Regions from separate parts of the Homo sapiens genome. Here region 2 is linked to region 1. A link is an interaction called in ENCODE POLR2A ChIA-PET data of the cell type or tissue named here. Cell type or tissue: OCI-LY7. All regions are shown on one strand. Each heading gives the region's core, and the rest is flanking DNA. Links, peaks and the distances in the headings are about the cores only.

The links. Peaks named below come from ENCODE experiments on the same cell type or tissue, not always from the same donor. Only the 100,000 strongest peaks of a DNase experiment are listed, where the experiment ranks them.
Region 2: POLR2A ChIA-PET joins it to region 1 with 5 read pairs; 12 of 35 experiments call an interaction of 5 or more read pairs at or near these places.

What each region holds. Positions count from the first base shown.
Region 1 is chr7:26,180,654-26,186,039 of GRCh38, reverse strand. It overlaps NFE2L3 (NFE2 like bZIP transcription factor 3), which reads right to left. Exons shown (of 4, transcript NM_004289.7): 3 at 2,256-2,339; 4 at 1-1,507. The coding sequence ends at 257. Among named protein-coding and RNA genes, the nearest start is that of HNRNPA2B1, 17 kb to the left of the region's middle. RefSeq lists enhancers at 170-399, 420-469, 4,937-5,231. In OCI-LY7, for the core only: no CTCF peak of the experiment used is centred there; a DNase peak (open chromatin) is centred at 829; H3K27ac peaks cover 1,462 bases.
Region 2 is chr7:26,238,777-26,244,162 of GRCh38, reverse strand. No RefSeq gene overlaps it. Among named protein-coding and RNA genes, the nearest start is that of CBX3, 40 kb to the right of the region's middle. In OCI-LY7, for the core only: no CTCF peak of the experiment used is centred there; no DNase peak of the experiment used is centred there.

The DNA.
Region 1 (5,386 bases), core at 71-5,070:
TATTCTTTGGACATAACTATGAATTTTGTATACAATGCACTTCATGAAAAGTTGTGGCTCCCCCAGATTGCCCACAAGTGTGATCTTGAAGTCCTAAACATTTGTCCATGTAAGCTTCAAAACAGCGTTAACTGAGTTATTCAAGTAGCAGTACTTAAAGATACAATTCTTGAAGCAGTTTCAATGGTTTCTGATCCAAATAATCAGTTTCTGAACATTACTACTTCACATAATAGAGTCCATCTTCAGTTTCTTCTCACTTTCTCTTTCCCTTTTGGGTTTCCTTTTTGTGGCCTGAGGCCACCAGTTCTTTGGGTACTATCAAGATACTTCCATCATGGGTACACTGGAGAGCATAGTGGTTGGGATTGACTGGCCTACCTTGGTCATCTCTTAATCTACTAAAAATATCATGATAAAGGTCATGCAGTTTCTGTTTCATTATGTTAATAGCTTTGTTACATTGTGCTTGCTCTCTCTTAAGAGTTTCCTTCTTTGCTTGCAAGTTACATACATCATCTTCTAAATTCAAAATTATGTCCAATTTGCGTTTACGACAGTTCTGCGCAGCAACTTTATTTTTCCCTCTTCGTCTGATGTCACGGATAAGTGAGACTTGTAGGTCTGTCAGATAATATCTACTTAACATGCTATTGAAAGAATCAACAGGCATGCCGACAATTTCATCTACAGAAAAAGGGATATGCAAAGCTTTAGCACGCTGTTCATCACGGCTCAAGTTTCTATCTGTGTCTTCAAGGTATCTACTCCTTATCTTCTGTGACTTCCCAGGCCACGGAAAAGGTTCAGAAGTAGATTCTGGTGCAGTTGGCTGTAAGTGGTAAGTGTGGTTATGAAATACGTGTTGAAATGTAAGATCTCCATGGAAATCAGAATCACTTTGATCCAAGTGACAAAGCTTACTGGGTTCTGGGTAGTAGCCACCTACAGCACCTTCTAAGTCATGATGGGAACTAGATTCATGGTCAGTGCAATAACCTATAGCACCTTCATCACACACAGAGTGAGAGGAATTAGACTTGATGACAGAGGTATTATTGTGACTTGAATCTAAAGAAAGGCCAGAATCAGAATCTGGTTCATCAAAAAGCTGAGAAACATCGATTGGATCAAAGTTGTCTTCTGTGGCCAATGACATTAAGTTTATCTCATCAAATATATTTATGTCAAGGTCATACAGTAGGTCTTGGCTTGTTAGATTCCTCATATGATTGTCAACCGGTGAAAGAAATCCTGTCAAATTAGTTCCAGGAAGGGTTTGCTCAGGATTGGTGGTATGAGAATTTAACTGCAGAAATGGTTCTTGTGACTGTGAAGTCCTTGCTGTTGGATCTCTTCTAAATGTATTGTTGGGACAAAGCAAGATGGCCTCATGAAGATTCACATCCTGACTTATAGCCTGGCTGAAGTTTACATGATAATGTGCTGAAGAATTCATGCCATCACTGATACTGCCTGGAAGAGGAATATCTCCCAATGAGATGCCCTGAAAAACGAAGGAGAAACACTTCAAACATGAATAGCCCTATTTCTGAAGCAGTTCTATTACCTAACAACTTTCTTTCCCCTCTTTTGTCAATTCCTCTACATTTAATAGAGATAGATGCTGTTGGCAGTAACTTCCTAGTTAAATACAGGCAATACAATACGAGATGTGAGTCCAAATCAGAATACCTGGAATTCTGAGTAACCTAGAAATTAAGATGGATTAGTATAAAAGCTGACTGGATTTTCTTAAAAAGTCTAATGTTACAATCTTGTAATTTGCTACTTTATAATAAGATGCAACTCATCCTAGCGGTTGGTAATCACATTGTGGAGGGTCAGGGATAATAAACTACAGTGAAGTAGTCTGGAGGAGAGAGGCTGTTTAAATGCCTCTAAGCGCTAAAACTACAAGGCTATTGTGAATATTGCTGCAATAAACATGGGGGTGCAGGTGTCCCTTTGATACACTGATTTCCTTTCCTTTGGATAAATACCTGATAATTCTTTTAGTTTTTTGAGAAATCTCCACGCTGTTTTCCATGACTAGTCTAAATTTGATTATACCTTTGGGATTATTTGGAAAGAGGAATGCTATACATATTTGGTTAATTCTAAGCTGAAGTGCTTCTGTAAAAATAAGCATTACTTTAAACTGCTGTGTCATCCAAGTAAAGGAGTTGTATTTGTTCACCAAAAGGTCAGTGCAGATATGTTCCTGCGAGGATAAAAGCCAAAGTTCCAATTACCTCCAGTGAATTTTCAGGCTGTGATGAAAGCAACTGGAATAAGTCTTCCAGAGAGAAAGAAGTATCTGTCCCATTCAGATGTCTCTGTAGAGAAACACAAAAAGTGCATCTTTCACATAAAAGACTGAACTGGTTGGGGCTTTAGGCTTTATCTTTAAAGGATCACCAGGTATTATTTCCACACTGGATTTTTATGCTATTATGTTCCTTGGTTGGAAGTTCTACTTTTTATTATATTTTGAGACGGATCTCACTCTGGCCCAGAATGGAGTGCAGTGGTGCAATCTCGGCTCACTACACCCTCTGCCTCCCAGGTTCAAAGGATTCTCCTGCCTTAGCCTCCGGAGTAGCTGGGATTACAGCTGTGCACCACCACGTCTGGCTAATTTTTGTATTTTTAGTAGAGACAGGGTTTCACCATGTTGGCCAAGTTGGTCTCGAACTTTTGACCGCAAGTGATCCACCCACCTAGGCCTCCCAAAGTGCTGGGATTACAGACGTGAGCCACTGCAGCTGACCTATTTCTCTGATTATGGTACTCAGTATTTCAACATGCATACTTAAAAGTCCAAAGCTAATCAGTATTTCTATTCCTACCATAAACAACTTCCATGTAATTTTTGGCTAATTGTTAGTTTCAGCTTATTTTGCCCCTCCATAGCCAGCCCTCCCAGTTGGTTACACAATTATATAATTTTGGCCAGGTGTGGTGGCTCACGCTTGTAATCCCAGCACTTTGGGAGGCCAAAGCAGGCAGATCGCCTGAGCCCAGGAGTTGGAGACCAGCTTGGGCAACACAACAAGACCGTTTCTACAAATTAAATTAGCTGGGTGTGGTGGTGTGCACCTGTGGTCCCAGCTACTCCGGGATGGTGAGGCAGGAGGACTGCCTGAGTCCAGGAGGTTGAGGCTGCAGTGAGTCGTGACAGCGCTGCCACACTCCAGCCTAACAGAATGAGATCTCGTCTCAAAAAATATTTTTACAGTCAATACTTATTTACATTTACTCCAATTTGTTTTTTTAAAACCAATTTATCGATGCTTCATCTCACTCCTGGCCTTTATGCTTTAGCCTCTTTCTAGTTGAAAGAACTCTTCAGAGTTCTTTTTAGAGAGGACCTGAGCAGTAAACCCAGTTTTTGTTACATGGAATTATTTTGAGACAGTCTTGTCCTGTCGCCCAGGCTGGAGAGCACTGGTGAGATCTCAGCTCACTGCAATCTCCGCCTCCTGGGTTCAAGTGATTGATTCTTGTGTGTCAGCCTCCCGAATAGCTGGGACTACAGGCATGTGTCACTGCGCCTGGCCAATTTTTATATTTTTAGTAGAGCTGGCGTTTTGCCATGTTGGCCAGGCTTGTCTTGAACTACTGACCACAGGTGATCCACCTGCCTTGGCCTCACAAAGAGTTGGGATTACAGGCATGAGACACCATGCCCGGCCTACATGGAATTATTTTGCCTTCATGCTTAAATGATGAGTTAACTGGTAAAAATATAAGGTTTAATGTTTTCCCTCAGTACTCTGTCTTATGGCATTTATTACTACTGGTAAGTTTGCTCTCAGTGTTATTTATAATGAAACTTTTCTATCTCAGGTAATTTAAAAAATGTTTCTTCTTAGTTCTTGACGTTCTGTTTCAATCTGGTATGTCTAGGACTTAATTTGTTTTCGTTAGGAGCTCTGTGTAGTCCTTTAATCTGAGGACTTTTCTGGAAATATTTTGCCATAAACTCATTTTAAATATTGCTTATCTTTCATATTTTATAGTTTCTTCTGGGACTCCTATTAGAAGTAACTTAGATTTTTCTCTTCTATCATTGTCTCAATTTTGCTTTCATATTTTGCATCTTCTCTGGTATATTCTAGATAATTTTCTTAGATCTTTCTTCCAACTTACCCTTTTCCTTAGCTGTTCACATCACTTCCACTGAATTTTCAATGAAAATGACTTTTTTCATATCTAGAATTTCATTTGGGCTCTTTTCTAGATCTTTTTCTTTTTTCATGATAGTCTGTTCTTGCCTTATAGATTCTGTTCCTATGAACAATTTAAACACTGATTTAGAGTCTTTTTCAGAGGACTAGGAATCCTGACTTTTGCATATGCTGACTCATGGCTATTTATGTCATTTTTAATTCTTAAAAGGTGAGCATTTTGGGGAGCAGTTTTGCATTTTTCTTTTCAAGAACCAGTGTTTATATCATTTTCCAGACTGTACTTTCTCTTGGCCGAGGATTCTTGATGGTGATGGTAGTGTGCATTCAGATCTTATATCTAGCTTTGGGGCCCCCACTGGGGTTCTGATTTCTAAAGGGTAGCTAGAATTGTACCAGTCCCCATTTCCTAGATATTCTTCCAGAGTTGTCATCTGGAAGAATGGAAATGCCAGTGATTCACTGGTCTAACTCATTTCTGTTTTATTTCAACAAGCTTTAAAAGCACCTACTAAGTAATAGCCCAATAAAAGAACAGAAATATCTTGTCAGAGCTACTATAAGAAATGTGGCTGGGTGCAGTGGCTCACACCTGTAATCCCAGCACTTTGGGAGGCCAAAGTGGGCAGATTGCTTGAGCCCAGGAATTTGAGACCAGCCTGAGCAACATGGTGAAACCCCACTTCTACTGAAAATACAAAAAATTAGCTGGGCATGGTGGTGTGCACCTATAGCCCCAGTTACTTGGGAGGCTGAAGTGGGAGATCACCTGAGCCCAGGAGGTTTAGGCTGCAGTGAGCCATGACAGCGCCACTGCACTTTAGCCTGGGTGACAGAGTGAGATCCTGTCTCCCCCGCCGCCTTCCTCAAAAAAAAAAAAAGTGTTAAGTACACGAAGATGTGACGTAAATGCTCAGGCTAGGAACATGGAGATAACACAATGAGGAACCAAGCCTGATAAGAATTAGGCACAAATGCCTGGCTTTGAATGATTAATATGTTTCTGAAAAGTTTTGTCCAAATTGATGTTTGTCCTATGTCAAATTACATTTTAAATTCTCTCCAAGGAAGCTCCCTACTTCATTTGTCTCCTCATTAATATTTAGTAAGTGCCTAGTCTGTGCCTAGCAGTGAATTAGTTTGTTACAGTTCTTGCTTTTCTGGGAAGCCCAGTGAGGGAGTAAAGACGAAGA
Region 2 (5,386 bases), core at 153-5,152, 58 kb before region 1:
CCTGTTAACTGGGCTCCCGGAGAAACCATTAGTCGAGACCAGTGACCGAGGTGCATGCACAGAGAGGCGACTGGAGGCTGAGGAGCTTCCTTTGTCCGGCTGCCTATAATCCCAGCATTTTGGGAGGCTAAGGCAGGCGGGTCGTTTGAGCCCAGGAGTTCCAACCTGAGCAACACGGCAAAACCCCATATCTATTAAAATACAAAAAAATTAGCCGGGTGTAGTGGCACATGCCTGTAGTCCCAGCTACTCAGGGGGCTTAGGTGGGAGGATCACCTGAGCCTGGGGAGGTCGAGGCTGTGGTGAGCCTCACACCACTGCACTCCAGCCTGGGTGACAGAGTGAGATCCTCGTATCAAAAAAAAAAAGTACAGTCTGTTAAATTTTAAAATGCATATAACTTTTCATGTAACAATTTCACTGTTAGGAATATGGTGTAGATTTTACTTATGCATAAATCCTTTATGCAGAAGATTTATATCCAAAGAGATTCACTATAGCGTTGTTTGGAAACAATATAAATGTCCATCACCAGAGGATTGGTTAAATAAATAAATAGAATATTAGCTAATAAAAAATGAGTTAGTTACAAACTGAAAAGAAATGACTTTCAAGGTGAATTTTGACTACTTGGTTTATAATTATATAGAGAGACTATCCCTGTGCTTACACAACCCAGGAAAGACATAGGAGAAATGATGATAGTTGGCAGCTGTGGGCAAACCACTTGGGAATCACACCAGCTCAGGGACCAGGTAGATAAGATCTGCTTAGTATCACCTATGATAGGGAATCATGCAAAACCTTTTGACTCCTGTCTCTTTGTATCCAGAAATTCCCACCCCACTACAATGAAAATAATTTAGGGTAATGTGGATTAAATTAAGCAAACAGGCTGGGGAACCAGACCATCTGGGTTTGAATTCCAGCTCCATTGCTTATAAGTTGTGCAACTTCGGGCAAGTTATTTAACTTCTTTGTGATACAATATTCTTATCTGAAAAAATTAGGATCATAAACAGTACATATTCATATTCAGAAAGTTGTAGGGAATTTGAATGAATTACTAAGTCTAGGAAATTTTGTTTCTGGCACATAGTAACTCAAAAAATGTGAGTTATTATTAGTAGTAGTAGTAATATTAGACCTAGAGAGAGGGAGGGAAGACAGGGTCTAAGTCTGGCAATCTTTTTTTTTTTTTTTTTGGAGGCAGGGTCTTGCTCTGTCGCCCAGGCTAGAGTACAGTGGCATGATCTTGGCTCACTGCAACCTCCACCTCCTGGGTTCAAGCGAGTCTCCTGCCTCAGCCTCCTGAGTAGCTGGGATTACAGGCGTGTGCCACCACGCTTGGCTAATTTTTGTATTTTAACAGAGACAGGGTTTTGCCATGTTGGCCAGGCTGGTCTCAAACTCCTGACCTCAGGTGATCCGCCTGCCTCGGCCTCCCAAAGTGCTGGGATTATAGGCATGAGCCACTGCCCCTGGTCCTGGCAGTCTTAAGACAAGGACACTTGATTTTTACTATGTAAACATGAGTAATGTTTGATTTTTTTTTTAAACCATGTACATGATTTTCTTTAGGGGAAAAGGAATTATTCTACAGAATAAAAAAAAAAAAAAAAGCCAGGTCATGGTAGATGTGAATGAACTATCCCACTCCATCCCAGGGTATACTTGGCAGATCATTCATTCATTCATGAGCATCAGGGCCAGGTTCCCTCTCCTGGTCTTTCTGTCTCTCAGTCTCCTCCCTCAACTCCAGCCCTCATGCTGGTCAGCAAAGTTTTATTGGCTCTCTCAAATGCATATAGAATAAAGTAGTAATTAAAAAACAAAATAAAATGAGGAACTGGGACTTTTGTTTGTTAGTTTGACCTATCTGTTTGGCAACAATTAAAAAGACAAAAAGTGCCTATTTTGGCAAATACGTTGGTGGGCGGATCTCCTAAGCCCAGGAATTTGAGACCAGCCTGGCCAACATGGCAAAACCCAGTTTCTACTAAAAATACAAAAATTAACTAGGTGTGGTGGCATCCGCTTGTGGTCCCAGCTACTCAGGAGGCTCACTTGAGCCCAGGAGGTGGAGGTTGCAGTGAGCCCAGATAACGCCAGTGCACTCCAGCCTAAGCAACAAAGCCAGACTCTGTCTCAAAAAATAAAATAATAAAAGTAAAAAGCAGTTATGAAATAACATATATGTTTTTATTTTTGTTCTAAAAAACCAATATATGTATCTTTGTGTCTACTGCACTTTCTTGCAAGTGTGTGCTCTTTTTTTTTTAATCCATCTATCATCTATCTATCTCTACGTTATTATCTGAAAAAGTCCTAGAAAGATATTGACAAAAAATTAGGGAGTAGGGTTGGGAGAAGCAGGGCTTTTACTGTCTACTGGTTTTCACTTTGGTACAGCTTGATTACTTTTCTTTCTTTTTTTTTTTTTTAACAATTAACATACATATATCAATTTTATGATTTCTTATTTCTATTTTGAAATAACAAAAATATATTGTTTGGAGCTTATAAATAGGAGTTTACATTGATGATGGAAGTGTAAATTCCAACAATATGTACAAACATAATTTGGCATTATGTTCCAAAATCCTTAAAAATGTGCATACTACATGATGGTAGCAATTTTACTTGAAGGAATTTATACTAAAGAAGCAAATAAAAATGCCCATCAAGATGCCTAATAATAGCCTGGGCAATATGGTGAAGCCCCACCTCTACAAAAAGATATGCATGCCTGTAGTCTCAGCTACTAGGGAGGCTGAGGTAGAAGGACTGATTGAGCCCAGGGAGGTTGAGGGTGCAGTGAGCCTTGATCATGCCATTGCACTCCAGCCTGAGCAAAAAAGTGAGATCCTGTTTCAAAAAAAAAAAAGTCCAAGCATGGTGGCTCACGCCTGTAATCCCAGCTACTCAGGACGCTGAGGCACGAGAATTGCTTGAACCAGGAGATGTAGGCTGCAGTGGGCCAAAGTTGCACAGTTGCACCCCAGCTTGGGCAACACAGCGAGACACACACACACAAAAGCTGCCTAATAGAAGGGTTTTGTTTTGTTTTTGAGGCATGGTCTCACTCTGTTGTCCAGGCTGGAGTGCAGTGGCCCAATCAGCTCACTGTAGCCTCTGCCTCCCAGGTTCATGTGATCCTCCCACCTCAGCCTCCCAAGTAGCTGGGATTACAGGCACACACCACCATACCCAGCTAAGTTTTTGTATTTTTTGTAGGGATGAGGTTTCGCCACACTGCCCAAGCTGGTCTCAAATTACTGGGCTTAAGCAATCCACCCACCTTTGCCTCCCAAAGTGCTAGGATTATAGGCATAAGCCACTGTGCCCGGCCAAGAGCAGGGCTTTGCCATGTTGGCCAGGCTGGTCTTGAATTCCTGACCTCAAGTGATCCTCCCCTCTCAGCCTCCCAAAGTGCTGGGATTATAGGCATGAGCAACCATGCCCGGCCATAAAAAATACTTTTTCTTTTTTTATGTGTGAGACAGGGTCTTGCTCTGTCACCAAGGCTAGAATGCAGTGGCGTGATCTCAGCTCACTGCAGCCTTGACCTCCTGAGCTCAAGCAACTCTCCTACCTCTGCCTCTAGAGTAGAAGGTATATGCCACTACACTTGGCTAATTTTTAAATTGTTTGTAGAGACAGGGTCTCCCTATGTTGGTCAGGCTGGTCTTGAACTCCTTGGCTCAAGTGATTCTCTGACCTCAGCCTCCCAAAGCGCTGGGATTACAGGCAACAGCCACTGCACCTGGCTGAAAAAAAGTTGTTAGTAATATTTCTGAGTACAACATTTCCTGCTTTGCTTTTAATAATATACTGTAAATACTCAGTCTCCACTCTGCAGCTGACTATGAAGGTGTTTATAATAACAGCTAATGACTGTGCGAAGCTTACCTTTTTTACTTTGTATTAAATCCAGCTTTCTGGATTTTTTTCTCTCAGTTATGCTTGTGTTTTTCCATATTCCTAAGGTGAAGTCAAGAGTAGGCACTGGAGCCTGTTGTCATGGATATAGATGACACTAAGTTGGTGAAAAGTATTCAATGACGAGAAAATATGATTATTTAGTCTCTGATATGAAGTAGTCCTTTTCTTAAAAAAAAAAAATTGGGCCAATGAAAGAAAATTTGACAATGGCTTCTGTAGATTATTTTAGGCTTTTATTTTTCTTTATTTAATTATATGGCTAAGAGAGAAGTCTGGTGTGTGAAGGTCAAACCTGGAGGTGATACAAAGCCATACCCTAAATTCTGATCTTAGCTCTATCACTAATTAGGTATGTCTGAGGCCTCTAAGTCCCTCTTTCCAAAAGCTTTAAAAACAATGACTTAGCCAAGTCTCCTACCGTTCAGCATAGTGCCCTAGATCCGGAGAATGCTATTTAATAGCTCTTTTAAAATCTTTTTGCATGCAGGCTCTTATGTCCTCAGAGTATTATATATTTTGTTTTTTATTTTTATTTTTTCTTTATTTTTCTTTTTGAGATGGAGTCTCGCTCTGTCACCCAGGCTGGAGTGCAATGGTGTGATCTTGGCTCCCTCTGCCTCCTGGGTTCAAGCGATTCTCCTGCCTTAGCCTCCTAAGTAGCTGGGATTACAAACACGCACCACCATGCCTGGCTAATTTTTGTATTTTTAGTAGAGATGGGGTTTCGCCATGTTGGCCAGGCTGGTCTTGAACTCCTAACATCAGGTGATCAACTCTCCTCGGCCTCCCAAAGTCCTGGGATTACAGGCATGAGCCACCAGCGTGGCCGGAGTATTATATATTCTGAAAATAGCAAGGTTATGTCATTTACAGATGATGAAACTGAGAAAGAGATAGATTAAAAGTTGGCCAATGTTTGACTAGATTGTGAGACAAGAGATCCAAAACCTGAATTTTCCAGCCCCTGAAACACTTACTGTCACAGGAAAAATATATAAGGGACAAATGTTTGTGAAGTGTCTCTCATCAGCAATGTCTACATCTGGAACAGTATAGTTTATCAACTTGTAACACTATCTTTTCCAATTTCTATGTTCTTCATCAAAATTCTTTCAAATGGCTGCATTAAGAGTTCATACTGGCCGTGTGTGGTGGCTCACACCTGTAATCCCAGCACTTTGGGAGGCCAAGGTGGGAGGATTGCTTGAGATCAGGAGTTTGAGACCAACCTGGGCAACATGGTGAAACTCCATCTTTACAAAAAATACAAAAATTATCTGGGCATGGTGGCGTGCCTCTATAGTCCCAGATACTTGGTAGGTGGAGGTGGGAGGATCACTTGAGCTTGGGAGGTGGAGTTTGCAGTGAGTGAGTGGAGATCGCGCCACTGCACTCCAGCCTAGGCGACAGAGCCAGACCTTGTTTCCAAAAAAAAAAAAAA